Regions from separate parts of the Mus musculus genome. Here region 1 is linked to region 2. A link is a contact called in ENCODE POLR2A ChIA-PET data. All regions are on one chromosome and are shown on one strand. The core of a region is the stretch at or near the end of the contact, and the rest is flanking DNA. Distances in the headings are between cores, read along the strand shown. Region 1 holds the start of Alpk1 (alpha-kinase 1). Region 2 holds the start of Neurog2 (neurogenin 2).

What was found. ChIA-PET counts read pairs that join two places held with the same protein, here RNA polymerase II (POLR2A).
Region 1: POLR2A ChIA-PET joins it to region 2 with 13 read pairs in Patski. The contact joins the promoter of Alpk1 here to the promoter of Neurog2 in region 2. POLR2A ChIA-PET finds 5 or more read pairs at or near these places in 2 of 5 experiments (Patski and embryonic stem cell).

The regions. Positions count from the first base shown.
Region 1 is chr3:127,776,272-127,783,055 of GRCm38, forward strand. It overlaps Alpk1 (alpha-kinase 1), which reads right to left and starts at 4,256. Exons shown (of 14, transcript NM_027808.1): 1 at 3,890-4,256.
Region 2 is chr3:127,630,384-127,636,859 of GRCm38, forward strand. Neurog2 (neurogenin 2) reads left to right here and starts at 2,753. Exons shown (of 2, transcript NM_009718.3): 1 at 2,753-3,074; 2 at 3,345-5,248. The coding sequence starts at 3,346. The coding sequence ends at 4,137.

The DNA of each region.
Region 1 (6,784 bases), core at 3,006-5,505, 150 kb after region 2:
CTACAGCAAACCAGTAGCCAACATCAAAGTAAATGGAGAGAAGCTGGAAGCAATCCCACTAAAATCAGGGACTAGACAAGGCTGCCCACTTTCTCCCTACCTTTTCAACATAGTACTTGAAGTATTAGCCAGAGCAATTCGACAACAAAAGGAGATCAAGGGGATACAAATTGGAAAAGAGGAAGTCAAAATATCACTTTTTGCAGATGATATGATAGTATATATAAGTGACCCTAAAAATTCTACCAGAGAACTCCTAAACCTGATAAACAGCTTCGGTGAAGTAGCTGGATATAAAATAAACTCAAACAAGTCAATGGCCTTTCTCTATACAAAGAATAAACAGGCTGAGAAAGAAATTAGGGAAACAACACCCTTCTCAATAGTCACAAATAATATAAAATATCTTGGCGTGACTCTAACTAAGGAAGTGAAAGATCTGTATGATAAAAACTTCAAATCTCTGAAGAAAGAAATTAAGGAAGATCTCAGAAGATGGGAAGATCTCCCATGCTCATGGATTGGCAGGATCAACATTGTAAAAATGGCTATCTTGCCAAAAGCAATCTACAGATTCAATGCAATCCCCATCAAAATTCCAACTCAATTCTTCAACGAATTGGAAGGAGCAATTTGCAAATTTGTCTGGAATAACAAAAAACCTAGGATAGCAAAAAGTCTTCTCAAGGATAAAAGAACTTCTGGCGGAATCACCATGCCAGACCTAAAGCTTTACTACAGAGCAATTGTGATAAAAACTGCATGGTACTGGTATAGAGACAGACAAGTAGACCAATGGAATAGAATTGAAGACCCAGAAATGAACCCACACACCTATGGTTACTTGATCTTCGACAAGGGAGCTAAAACCATCCAGTGGAAGAAAGACAGCATTTTCAACAATTGGTGCTGGCACAACTGGTTGTTATCGTGTAGAAGAATGCGAATCGATCCATACTTCTCTCCTTGTACTAAGGTCAAATCTAAGTGGATCAAGGAACTTCACATAAAACCAGAGACACTGAAACTTATAGAGGAGAAAGTGGGGAAAAGCCTTGAAGATATGGGCACAGGGGAAAAATTCCTGAACAGAACAGCAATGGCTTGTGCTGTAAGATCGAGAATTGACAAATGGGACCTAATGAAACTCCAAAGTTTCTGCAAGGCAAAAGACACCGTCAATAAGACAAAAAGACCACCAACAGATTGGGAAAGGATCTTTACCTATCCTAAATCAGATAGGGGACTAATATCCAACATATATAAAGAACTCAAGAAGGTGGACTTCAGAAAATCAAATAACCCCATTAAAAAATGGGGCTCAGAACTGAACAAAGAATTCTCACCTGAGGAATACCGAATGGCAGAGAAGCACTTGAAAAAATGTTCAACATCCTTAATCATCAGGGAAATGCAAATCAAAACAACCCTGAGATTCCACCTCACACCAGTCAGAAAGGCTAAGATCAAAAATTCAGGTGACAGCAGATGCTGGCGTGGATGTGGAGAAAGAGGAACACTCCTCCATTGTTGGTGGGAGTGCAGGCTTGTACAACCACTCTGGAAATCAGTCTGGCGGTTCCTCAGAAAACTGGACATAGTACTACCGGAGGATCCAGCAATACCTCTCCTGGGCATATATCCAGAAGATGCCCCAACAGGTAAGAAGGACACATGCTCCACTATGTTCATAGCAGCCTTATTTATAATAGCCAGAAGCTGGAAAGAACCTAGATGCCCCTCAACAGAGGAATGGATACAGAAAATGTGGTACATCTACACAATGGAGTACTACTCAGCTATTAAAAAGAATGAATTTATGAAGTTCCTAGCCAAATGGATGGACCTGGAGGGCATCATCCTGAGTGAGGTAACACATTCACAAAGAAACTCACACAATATGTATTCACTGATAAGTGGATATTAGCCCCAAACCTAGGATACCCAAGATATAAGATATAATTTGTTAAACACATGAAACTCAAGAAGAATGAAGACTGAAGTGTGGACACTATGCCCCTCCTTAGATTTGGGAACAAAACACCCATGGAAGGAGTTACAGAGCCAAAGTTTGGAGCTGAGATGAAAGGATGGACCATGTAGAGACTGCCATATCCAGGGATCCACCCCATAATCAGCATCCAAACGCTGACACCATTGCATACACTAGCAAGATTTTATTGAAAGGACCCAGATGTAGCTGTCTCGTGTGAGACTATGCCGGGGCCTAGCAAACACAGAAGTGGATGCTCACAGTCAGCTATTGGATGGATCACAGGGCTCCCAATGGAGGAGCTAGAGAAAGTAGCCAAGGAGCTAAAGGGATCTGCAACCCTATAGGTGGAACAACATTATGAACTAACCAGTACCCCGGAGCTCTTGACTCTAGCTGCATATATATCAAAAGATGGCCTGGTCGGCCATCACTGGAAAGAGAGGCCCATTGGACTTGCAAACTTTATATGCCCCAGTACAGGGGAACACCAGGGCCAAAAAGGGGGAGTGGGTGGGCAGGGGAGTGGGGGTGGGTGGATATGGGGGACTTTTGGTATAGCATTGGAAATGTAAATGAGTTAAATACCTAATAAAAAATGAAAAAAAAAATCAGAGACATTCATTCAGTGTGTGGCAGTGCTCTCAGCTGTCTGCCCCTCCCCACCCTTCACAGCCCACATGGAGGTCAGAGGACATGTGAGAATTGTATCTCTCCGTCCACCATGCAGGCACCAGGAACTGAACCCAGGATATCAGGCTTGATAACAACCCATATCTCCAGAATTAATCATAGGATGTATAATGAATGTTAAACTAAGAATGTAATCTAATTCTTTAGTGGTAGAGGGCTTGGCAGGTGTCATGTAAAATCGGTAGCATGGGTATTATACTTTGGGGACAGTGTGACTCAGGTTTGAAGCTTCTACAGTCACGAATGCTCTCAAATGTTCAAGAACATTGAGGGCAAAGTAAGGCGCATGGAGACCTGTGTAGGCTTGAGCAGAAGCAACAAACAGACACAGGAAACTCTGAAATAGTTTTTAGCTGTGACGTCTCATCAGGCAAAGGTCAATATTGTCACTTTTAGGAGTGTTAGAAGCACACAGTTTTTTCAAATGCCAAGAAGCAAGTATTAGGATGGAGGTGACATTGTGTTGTGACATAAAATCTGCTCATCTGCTCCTGCCTTTGTGCTGGTACCTGCTGTAAATACTAACAACTTCAGAGGTTTTAATTTGTGACTTTCCAGGCTAGAGTGCTACTTTCAAATGTTACAATTTTTTAATGATAGGACCATTTTACCTAGACACCCAAAGGAATTTAATTTTTTTTATGTGCGCTTTCTTTGTAACCAAGACTTGCCCACACCCAGAATTTCTGTCCCTACTCCCCAAGTATGCTGAGTGACATTCACACAACTGTGCCCTGGCAAGAAATTACTGACTCCATCGTACAAGCAAGCGGCAGCGTCTTTGATAGCTTCCTATGTGCTCCAAACCCAGTTTCAAATCAGTAGTCCCCACAATCCTTTAATGCCCTCATCAGACACTGATTTTGTGAGCAGTAAGGCTAGCAGGTCTGGCAAGTTCTGTGACTAAGTACATTGCTATTAATCCATATATATATATATACATTAAAGGGTTCATATTTTTCTCCTCTTCACAACAACTGAACTGTAGGTAGCCTTTCCTCTGCTCTTTTTTCCCCCCTGTCCCTTCTGAGGAGCTTCTAGAAGCGCAAACCTTTCTAAGGGCTCAAGAGTTACTTAAAAGCAACAGAGACAGAGGTGGCACCAAGTCTACCGCAATCACCTTTGAGAACACTCTGCCGCCCCCATCCTGCGAGCATCTGCACCGCACCTCCTGCAAGTTTTCATTTGTAAGCTGATACTCACTCAGAAAATAACACTTCAGAGCAGCAGTCTGACCCGGGAGAGTCTTTATTCCGGTACAACCTCCCGGAAACACAGCGTTTCTCCTCAACAGCTTCTGTTTCAGGAAACGGGAATCTGAAAAGAAAAGTCCTTCCTTGCTCAGACCGTGCTTGTCTAACGCCACGCCAAGACACGCCCCGTTAGGGACTGTTGCGGGAAAGGTCTTCTGGGAGTCGTGTTACTGACTCTGGCACCGTCCACCAGGAAAACCCCAGCTTGGCCTCAAGTGCAAATAAACGTGTTGATACACGTGCCTCTGCGACGCCTACTTCTCCTCTGCGCTCCAATTCCGAGATCGACCCCCAAAAGGGGACAAGGAGAGCTTGTCTTTTGATGACATCAAAATAGTGTCATTATGTTCCTGCTTTCTCATTGGCAGTCTCTTCCTTCACTCTTGGATGACTCCATCTCTGCCCTACTCCAAATAAGGAGTTTCCCTGAACTTTCACAAGGAAAGGAACTTGTCTGATAACTGGTTTGTCTTTCAACGGTCGAAGCAAATGAAATCTGAGACTCAAGTTTTGATAAAAAAACATGTCAAAAGTACATGAAAAGATGTTAAAATGTTTATCAAAAAAAAGACATTTTTTATTGGAAAAGTTTTAAGAGGTCAACAATATTTTAACTTTCTCGAGCCTTTCTGAGCCTGCTGTGCTGAGGAAGTTTCTTTAGAAAGAATAGGAATGGACTTTCTTTTCTTTTTAAGGTTTATTTTTACTATCTTATGTGTATGAGTGTTTTGCCTTCATATTTGAGGAGGTGGTGAGCCTCCGTGTGGGTGCTGGGAATCGAACCTGGGCATCTTTACAAGGGCAACAGCAACAAGTGCTCTTAACCGCTGAGCCAACTCTCCAGGGCAGGAATGGATCTAGTAATACCAACAGGAAGCATTTGGGTAAAGCCTTTGGTACATGACCCAAGAAATGAGAACAGAAATCTCTCCGCACCTGGGCAGCAAATGCTTTAGCCAGTTGGACGGATTCCAGCTCTGCTTCTCAACCAAGTGGAAGGAACGATCCAAGCGGTCAAAAGCTAGATTGCCTAAACACTGACTTGTGATCGGCAATAATTCTTCACCCATGACTTTAGAAGTTGTTCGACCAGCCAGAGTGATGGTGTGCTCTTTTAATCCTAGTATTTAGGAGGTAGAGACAGGTAGATCCCTGTGAGTTCAAGGCCAGCCTGGTCTAACTAATGAGTTCCAGGACAGTCAGGATTACACAGAGAAACCCTGTCTTGGAAAAGAAAAAGCAAACAGGAAAAAAAAAAAAGTTGTTCAAGTAAGAACATAGAATTACTATAACAAAACTTTCCATTTATTTACATAACTAGAGTTTCCTTTTTTAATGTATGTTCTTTCTTGGAATGTTACTTTATTGTAGCTATAGATAATGTGCATCTGTTAACTAACTTCTAAGTACCATAAATATCATTGAGAAATGCACTTTTAAATAGCACTCTGTTATTCGGCATTCATCAAATATGTAACTTTGTATTTATCTTTTAAATAAATTACAAATTAAAAATACATGTATTGTAAGCATTGAATAGGCCTGTCTTTAGAATGTTTATTCAATAGTGTCTGTAGCAAAAAAGAGAAATAATTTTAATATATATATATATATTACTGTATATAAATGAGAAAAACACAGAGATATAAGAGCAAGTTTTGTACTATGAGAAAAGTCTATGAAGGAAACGTAATAGAAACAGAAACTTAGATAGAATAATATAAATTTTCACAATTGTTAAAAAAATCTTCATGCCTTTATAGAGAGATGTTAGGGGTGCCAAATTATTTGACATATAATTTTGCTTGGCCTTTAAAAGAATATGCATGGGCCTTATGGCACACACCATTAATCTCAGCACTTGGGCTTGGGGCAGATGCAAGTGAATATCTGTGAGTTCAAGGCCAGTCTGGTATATAGAGTGAGTCCTAGAGGACTACATAGTGAGATCTGGTCCCAAGGAGAGAAGAGAGAGAGAGAAAGGAGGGAGGGAAGGAAGGAAGGAAGGAAGGAAGGAAGGAAGGAAGGAAGGAAGGAAGAAAAAAGAAAGAAAGAAAGAAAGAAAGAAAGAAAGAAAGAAAGAAAGAAAGAAAGGAAGGAAGGAAGGAAGGAAGGAAGGAAGGAAGAAAGAACATGTAGAGTTTTGTTTAGGAAAACCACACAGAGATCTTTTGTAATTATTTAAAATTATAATAAAAAACAAACATCAACTTCAATATATGTGACTTTTTTTTTAAGAATTCTGCTTGGGAGCAGGCAAGTAAAAGAAGTGTTAGAAATTATTTGAGTCTGATGGAAGAATAGGAGGAAGGATTTCTGGGGTCCCAAAAGGGATAGGAACTCCACAGGAAGACCAACAAAGTCAACTAACCTGGACCCTTGGGGCTCTCAGAGACTGAACCTCCAACCACAGAACTCATACATGAGCTACACCTAGACCTCCCCACACACATGTAGCAGATGTGCAGCTTGGTCTTCATGTGGGTCCTGAACTGGAGCAGAAGCTATCCCAAAAGCTGTTGCCTGTACGTGGATATGTTCTTCTAGCTGGGCTGCCTTGTCTGGCCTCAGTGGGAGAGGATGTGCCTAACCTCGAAGAGACTTAAAGTGCCAGGATCAGGGGATACTCAGGGAGCCCCACCTACTCAGAGGAGAAGGGGAGGGAAGAGTGAGGAAGGATTATGGGAGGGGAGACCAGGAGGGGACAACGAGCAGGATATAACGTGAATAAGTAAAAACATAAAGTTAAATTTAAAAAATTTACTTGAGGAGAAGGAGTGATATTTTAGTGCCTAAAAGAAGGCGATGGATACATAGAAATATGAGAAGACATTGAGAAGAAACC
Region 2 (6,476 bases), core at 1,503-4,002:
ACCTCTCCAGACTTCTAGGTGTGGATTTGTCAAAGGAAGTCACTTGCATGGTCAGGAGATCATAACACTGCACAATGCCAGAGGAGAGGAGAAAGTGGGGACTCAGACACCTCGGTACTGCTAACAAGCAATGAAAGGACTGGATTGTGTGTGTGTTTTCACTGGCACTGAGTGTTAGACTCAGCTTGATATCATTGTTAGTTGAGGCTACACAGGCTCCTAAGGTTCCCTTTAAAGCTTTAACTGAATTATGACTATGTTCTGACAATATTTTGCCATTAAGTCACCCAGCACTGCCTGGCTAAGCAAAATAAATAAATAAAAAATAAATAAATAATAAAATAAAATAAAACAAAATTGAAGCAACTTGCCCAAAGAGATATATTTCTACTGATATCCAAATAAGCCTTCCTTTGTTTTCGAGTGCATTAATTTAGCCGCTTGTCTTCTCTTGCAGGCAGCCCCCGTGGAGAGGTGGAGCTGTCCCGAGGCTGACACAGCAGGTTCCTCTCATCATTCTGGTATTTGTTTTTAATGGTCTTTGATCATTTCATCAGATCCTACTGTTCCCATCCTTTATTCTATTCAAGTTTATGAACAAACACAAACTCCGCATCCACTCCCACATGTTCCTTAAATCCCCATCCGTTCAGCCAAGGCCAAACAGACCCTTAGTGGGGGTTTCTTTTAGGAAGAATTTGAAGGGTGGTTAAGTGTTTGGTCTCAATGCTAACTACGTAAGGTCGCGTGCACCTGCAACCATGTGGGCTGTCCGACAGCTCTCACTCCAAATATATATTTTTTGCCTTCCAGACTATTCGGCTTCTTGCGAGTTTCTAGACAGAGCTAGAGACTCAAAGGAAGAGTCTCTGAGAGGGCCGGATGGCGTGTGTTGAAGTCCAGTATCGTCTGTGCCTTCCCATTATTTCAGTCCTGTCTACAAGGGAAATTAAAGTGTTCCGAGAGGATCTAGCGGGAACTAGATGAAATAATGCTTTTACATTTAGGAAATGTGCTTTTTTTAAAGGGGGAAGAAATGAAAGTTTGACAGAAAATACTGGAGGTTGGGGTGCTGCAAAGATCCAGACTATTTCCCTGGATGCTAATTTTGCTTTTCTTCGGCTCCACGCTCTCCAAATCCTGCTCCGTAGCCCTCTAAGGGAACTAAACACACGCAAACCGTGCCAATGCGAACAGTGCTCTGGCTGAACTCTTCTCTGAGATTCAGCTCATTTTCAGTCCCAACGAACTAAGGAGCCAGAGACCTGCGGATAATCTCTTTCTCTGGCTCTGGTGGACTGCTAAAGCCCCTCCCAAGACTCTCCTTTCATCCTCGCAAAAAAGGACCCCGCGACCGGTCCCAGATGACACTCAGGACTCACTCACTTCTGGGACTCTGGTTCTGCGTCTAGTGGTAAAGGGGAGGGACAGACAGCAATTCAGAACAAGTTTCCTCTCAAGTCCAGCAGGGAGCTAGAGCTCCTTTCTATTTTTTTTCTCCCCATTGAAAAGGCAGAATTGGGAGGACAGGCCCTATGTCTCAACAACGCCCCCCAGAGCGGAGCAGAGGTCATACAAGTGTCAGAGTGATCCACTCGCTCCTAGGAGCAGTAGCACGCCTGCCTTTGCCACCCACACAGGAAGCCACCTTATAGTATCATCTGGCTCTAACCTGTTGTTGGTACCCATCCCCTTCCGCACCAGAAGCCCCCCAAATTACGTCAAGGCGTGAAGCCTCACTGTGTCTCAGGGAAAATGGGTGTGTCAAGTGAGTGCGTTTATTTTATTTTATTTTATTTTATTTTTTTTTAATGCTCATCAATTGCTCTCCGACCAATTTCCCCTTCTAGGGGACGTCTCTGTGAACTCCTAATGTTTCCCAAACAGTCATAGACACGTTTCTCTAGAACTCAGGCACACTCTCTCACAACGTGCCTCCTGTCTGGCACACGTACGTGACCCCTTCCTTTTCCTAATTAGACTAAGGTGTTTTAAAACCCGTTTTCTAGTTGATACGGCCCCAAAGAGGCTTTGCCGAGACATGGCCGGCAGCACCACCAGGCTGCCTTCTCCGGGATTCTGACTCTCACTAATTCAAGGCTCCGGTCGCCCGCCCGTGAGACCCCGGCTGAGACGGGCGGGACGCGTATGGAGGACTCGGGCGGGAGCAGTAGTCGGGGTGCCCCCCCCCCCCCCCGCCATGGGCCCCCAGCACTCGGGCCCCTAATGAGCTGCTGAAAGGGAGCGGGCTCCGGTGCGCGTGGCTCGCAGGCCTCCCGGAGTCCCGGGAACACTGATTGGCCAGCTGCGCCTCGCGACCTCCTTTCATTAATAAATTAGCGGCACGCTCCAGCCGAGCGCGAGCCACCAATCACAATAGACAGCGGCGGCGACAACAGCCGCAGCTTGAGCCACTGCCGCCGCCGCGGCTTCGGTAGCTTGGGCTGCAGCCTGGAGCGCCAACAGGAGCTTTAGAACCATTTTATGCTGATTAGATAAAGGGGGGACGGAGGGGCGGGGGTGATGGAGGAGGAGGATGGATGGCCAGGCCAGGGGAGGGGGAGAGGGACTAAAGAAAGGGAAAGAAATGAATGATGATAATACGATGAAAAGAATAAGCTGGGGAGGGAGAGCGGGGGACCAGGACAGGCGGAGGAGGAGAGGGCGGGGGAAGGGTAGGTGAGGAGGGGGCCCCGGGGCAGATCTGATTGTTTTCTTGGTGGTATATAAGGGGTTTTAAGGAGAGTCGTGTGCCAGACACGCAGCCACTGAACCACAAGCAGCTCGGCTTTAACTGGAGTGCCTTGGAGTCGCGTGCCAGCAGCCACACGGCCAGGGACTGACTGACAGACAACCACGCACGAGAACGACAACACACGAGACTCGGGCGAGCTGCCGCGGTCGTCCGGGCTCTTGGCAAAGTCGCCCAGCCGAGAGGCCCCCCCGCGGAGGTGCGCCTAGGAAGCGCCAAGCCCGCGGCGCGGAGGACACCGTGCTCGGTTCCGGGCTGCGGGGACATTCCCGGACACACACCGGAGCAGCAGCTGCGCCGCGACACATCTGGAGCCGCGTAGGTAAGTGTGCATGCCGCGGCTCTCCACTTCGCAGGCAGTGTCCCCACGCAGGCTCACGCCGCCCACGCTAACTCCATCGCTCTAGACGCAGTGACTTCTGTGACCGGCAGAAGGTGGCTCGAGCCCGGGGCGCTCCTCCCCAGCTCTGTCCTCGCCATCTTCGCGAATGCACATTGAGGGAGATGGAGGGGGGGGGGGCGGGGCGCGGCGCCAGCGACACTTTACCCTGTCCATTCTGGGAATAAATTTCATCTGCCTCTTCTTTCTCAGGATGTTCGTCAAATCTGAGACTCTGGAGTTGAAGGAGGAAGAGGAGGTACTGATGCTGCTGGGCTCGGCTTCCCCGGCCTCGGCGACCCTGACCCCGATGTCCTCCAGCGCGGACGAGGAGGAGGACGAGGAGCTGCGCCGGCCGGGCTCCGCGCGTGGGCAGCGTGGAGCGGAAGCCGGGCAGGGGGTGCAGGGCAGTCCGGCGTCGGGTGCCGGGGGTTGCCGGCCAGGGCGGCTGCTGGGCCTGATGCACGAGTGCAAGCGTCGCCCGTCGCGCTCACGGGCCGTCTCCCGAGGTGCCAAGACGGCGGAGACGGTGCAGCGCATCAAGAAGACCCGCAGGCTCAAGGCCAACAACCGCGAGCGCAACCGCATGCACAACCTAAACGCCGCGCTGGACGCGCTGCGCGAGGTGCTGCCCACCTTCCCCGAGGATGCCAAGCTCACGAAGATCGAGACGCTGCGCTTCGCCCACAATTACATCTGGGCGCTCACCGAGACTCTGCGCCTGGCGGACCACTGCGCCGGCGCCGGTGGCCTCCAGGGGGCGCTCTTCACGGAGGCGGTGCTCCTGAGCCCGGGAGCTGCGCTCGGCGCCAGCGGGGACAGCCCTTCTCCACCTTCCTCCTGGAGCTGCACCAACAGCCCGGCGTCATCCTCCAACTCCACGTCCCCATACAGCTGCACTTTATCGCCCGCTAGCCCCGGGTCAGACGTGGACTACTGGCAGCCCCCACCTCCGGAGAAGCATCGTTATGCGCCTCACCTGCCCCTCGCCAGGGACTGTATCTAGAGCTGCGGGTCTCCCTCTCTCGTCCTCTACCCGGCCCTCTTCCCATCCTTCTCCCGCCCCTCACCCTCCACGCCCCGGACTCCACTTCACAGAGCAGAGGTGGCCCTTGCAATCCCCTCGGCGGCTGGTGCATTCGGGGGTGGAGACCAGCTCTGGTTTATTGAAGATGTGAGGATTTATGGTCAAAGAGGACTATGGCGTGTGGGAGTGGGGGCTGGCGTGGGGAACCTCGTAAGACTGTAAAAGACACTGAGAAAAAGTACCATAACTAACGAGTGTGCAGAGCAGACTGACGCTCCTCCCCTCTCTCAGAGCTGCTGGAGGAGAACTCCGGGCAGGCAGTTCGTGTGAATCTCTCAGAGGGAATGCAACTGGTCCCTGTGATCTTTTCACCTTCGTTTCTACATAGAGATGTTAATGTCAGTCGAAAGAAATGTATTTTAGCATCTGAATGAATTTACTGGTAATAATATTATCCACACATTTGCAATGGCTGGCATCTGCTCTATTCCCATTGCTGTCTGCAGGCTGTGGGAATTTCACCTGTCAAACCAAACTTTCCCTCTCTGATGTGCACTTTGTTTTTTTCCCAGATTCGTCACAATGCCTATTGTCCCGCCCTTCTTTTTGCTTTTTTTCTCCATTTTGCCATCTGTCTCTTATGATTTATAAGGGGGAAAAACTTGTTTTGTTAGAGGGCCAGGTTAGAAGTCATTGTATAATTTGTAGGCTTTTGTAAGGGTTGAATGCAAGCGTGGAAATTTAGGCTGAATTCTCTATCAAAAGAAAAAATGTGAAGGAAAAAGGAAAAATCAGGAGGGAGGATTGCTTCATGCATTATTTATCTCGACCTTTTAGGGGAGAAGGAACTCCCCCATCCTTTCAAGAGATTAAAAATAAATCAACAGTCTGAAAACCTAAGCAGACACGGGGCATTGCCAGGATCAGCCACACACGTGTTTCCTTCTATTTATTTTGAAGAAAAATTTCATGGGAAAGTATGTATTTTTTTGTATATTCTACAGAGTTTATTCTAGTATGTATTTACATCCCGAAGAATAAGAAAATTGTTTTGTGATTAAGCTATAAATAAAGTATCTAATTTTCATAAGTTTGTATTGAGGTTTGGCTTTTGCGTTTGTTTCTGATGTGGCTGGCTTTTAATACAGAATGAGTTGTATTTTACTAAAGTTTTCACATATTGAATTGAGTATATTTGTATCTTGGGTCATGTTTGATGTGGAATTTCACTAAGAAATTACAAAATATGGGATCCTACTTGAAACACCAACCCTGAAATTGGAGTATGAAATCCATCACAAACCCACATTCTGTTTTTAAGAAATCACTTCTTAAAGGCAGGCAGATTTCCATGAGTTCAGGCTTAGTCTACAGAGTGAATTCCAGGCCAGCCAGGGTTACACAGTGAGACCTTGTATCTAAATAAATAAATTAACAACATACTGAGCTGGGGACAAGTTCAGTGGCAGAACTCTGGATGTTTAAATCAATAAATACATGCTGCCTGGGCAACGAAGAGCAAAAGTGGGGATCTTAAATAATAATTATGTCACAACAGACTCCAGTGTTCAGAAAAAGCTTTATTTTAATAGCAGGAGGTTGAGTAGGCTGTAGTGATGCACGCCTTTAATCCAGCACTTGGGAGGCAGAGGCAGGTGAATCTCTATGCTAGCCTGTACTACACAGTGAATTCCTGGACACAACCAGGGTTATGTAGAGAGACAGATGTTGCATATCTGTTAATTGAGAGAGGGAGAGAGAGAGAGAGAGAGAGAGAGAGAGAGAGAGAGAGAGAGAGAGAGAGAGAGAGAGAGAAAAGAAAGAAAGAAAGAAAGAAAGAAAGAAAGAAAGAAAGAAAGAAAGAAAGAAAGAAAGAAGGAAAGAAGTTTTTTGGTACAGTGTGCAAATCTGTTTTTGCAGTTAACTTCTTTTGGCTTCACCTTTCTTTTGCTGTTGTTTTGTTTTTTGAGGGAGTTTCTGTTCTAGCTGTCCTAAAATTCAATTTGTAGACCAGGCTGGCCTAGAAATCACAGAGAACTGCCTGATTCTGCCTCCTAAGTGCTGGGATTAAAGACCTGTGCCTCACCACCATGCCTGGTTCTCCTTTATGACCTTTTTTTAAAAACAATTTTTTAATTAGATATTTTCTTCATTTACATTTCAAATGCTATCCTGAAAGTCCTCTATACCCCCTCCCCGCCCTGCTCCCCAACCCACCCACCCCCGTTCTTGGCCCTGGGATTCCCCTCTACTGGGGCATATAATCTTTGCAAGACCAAGGGCCTCTCCTCCCAATGATGGCCGACTAGACCATCTTC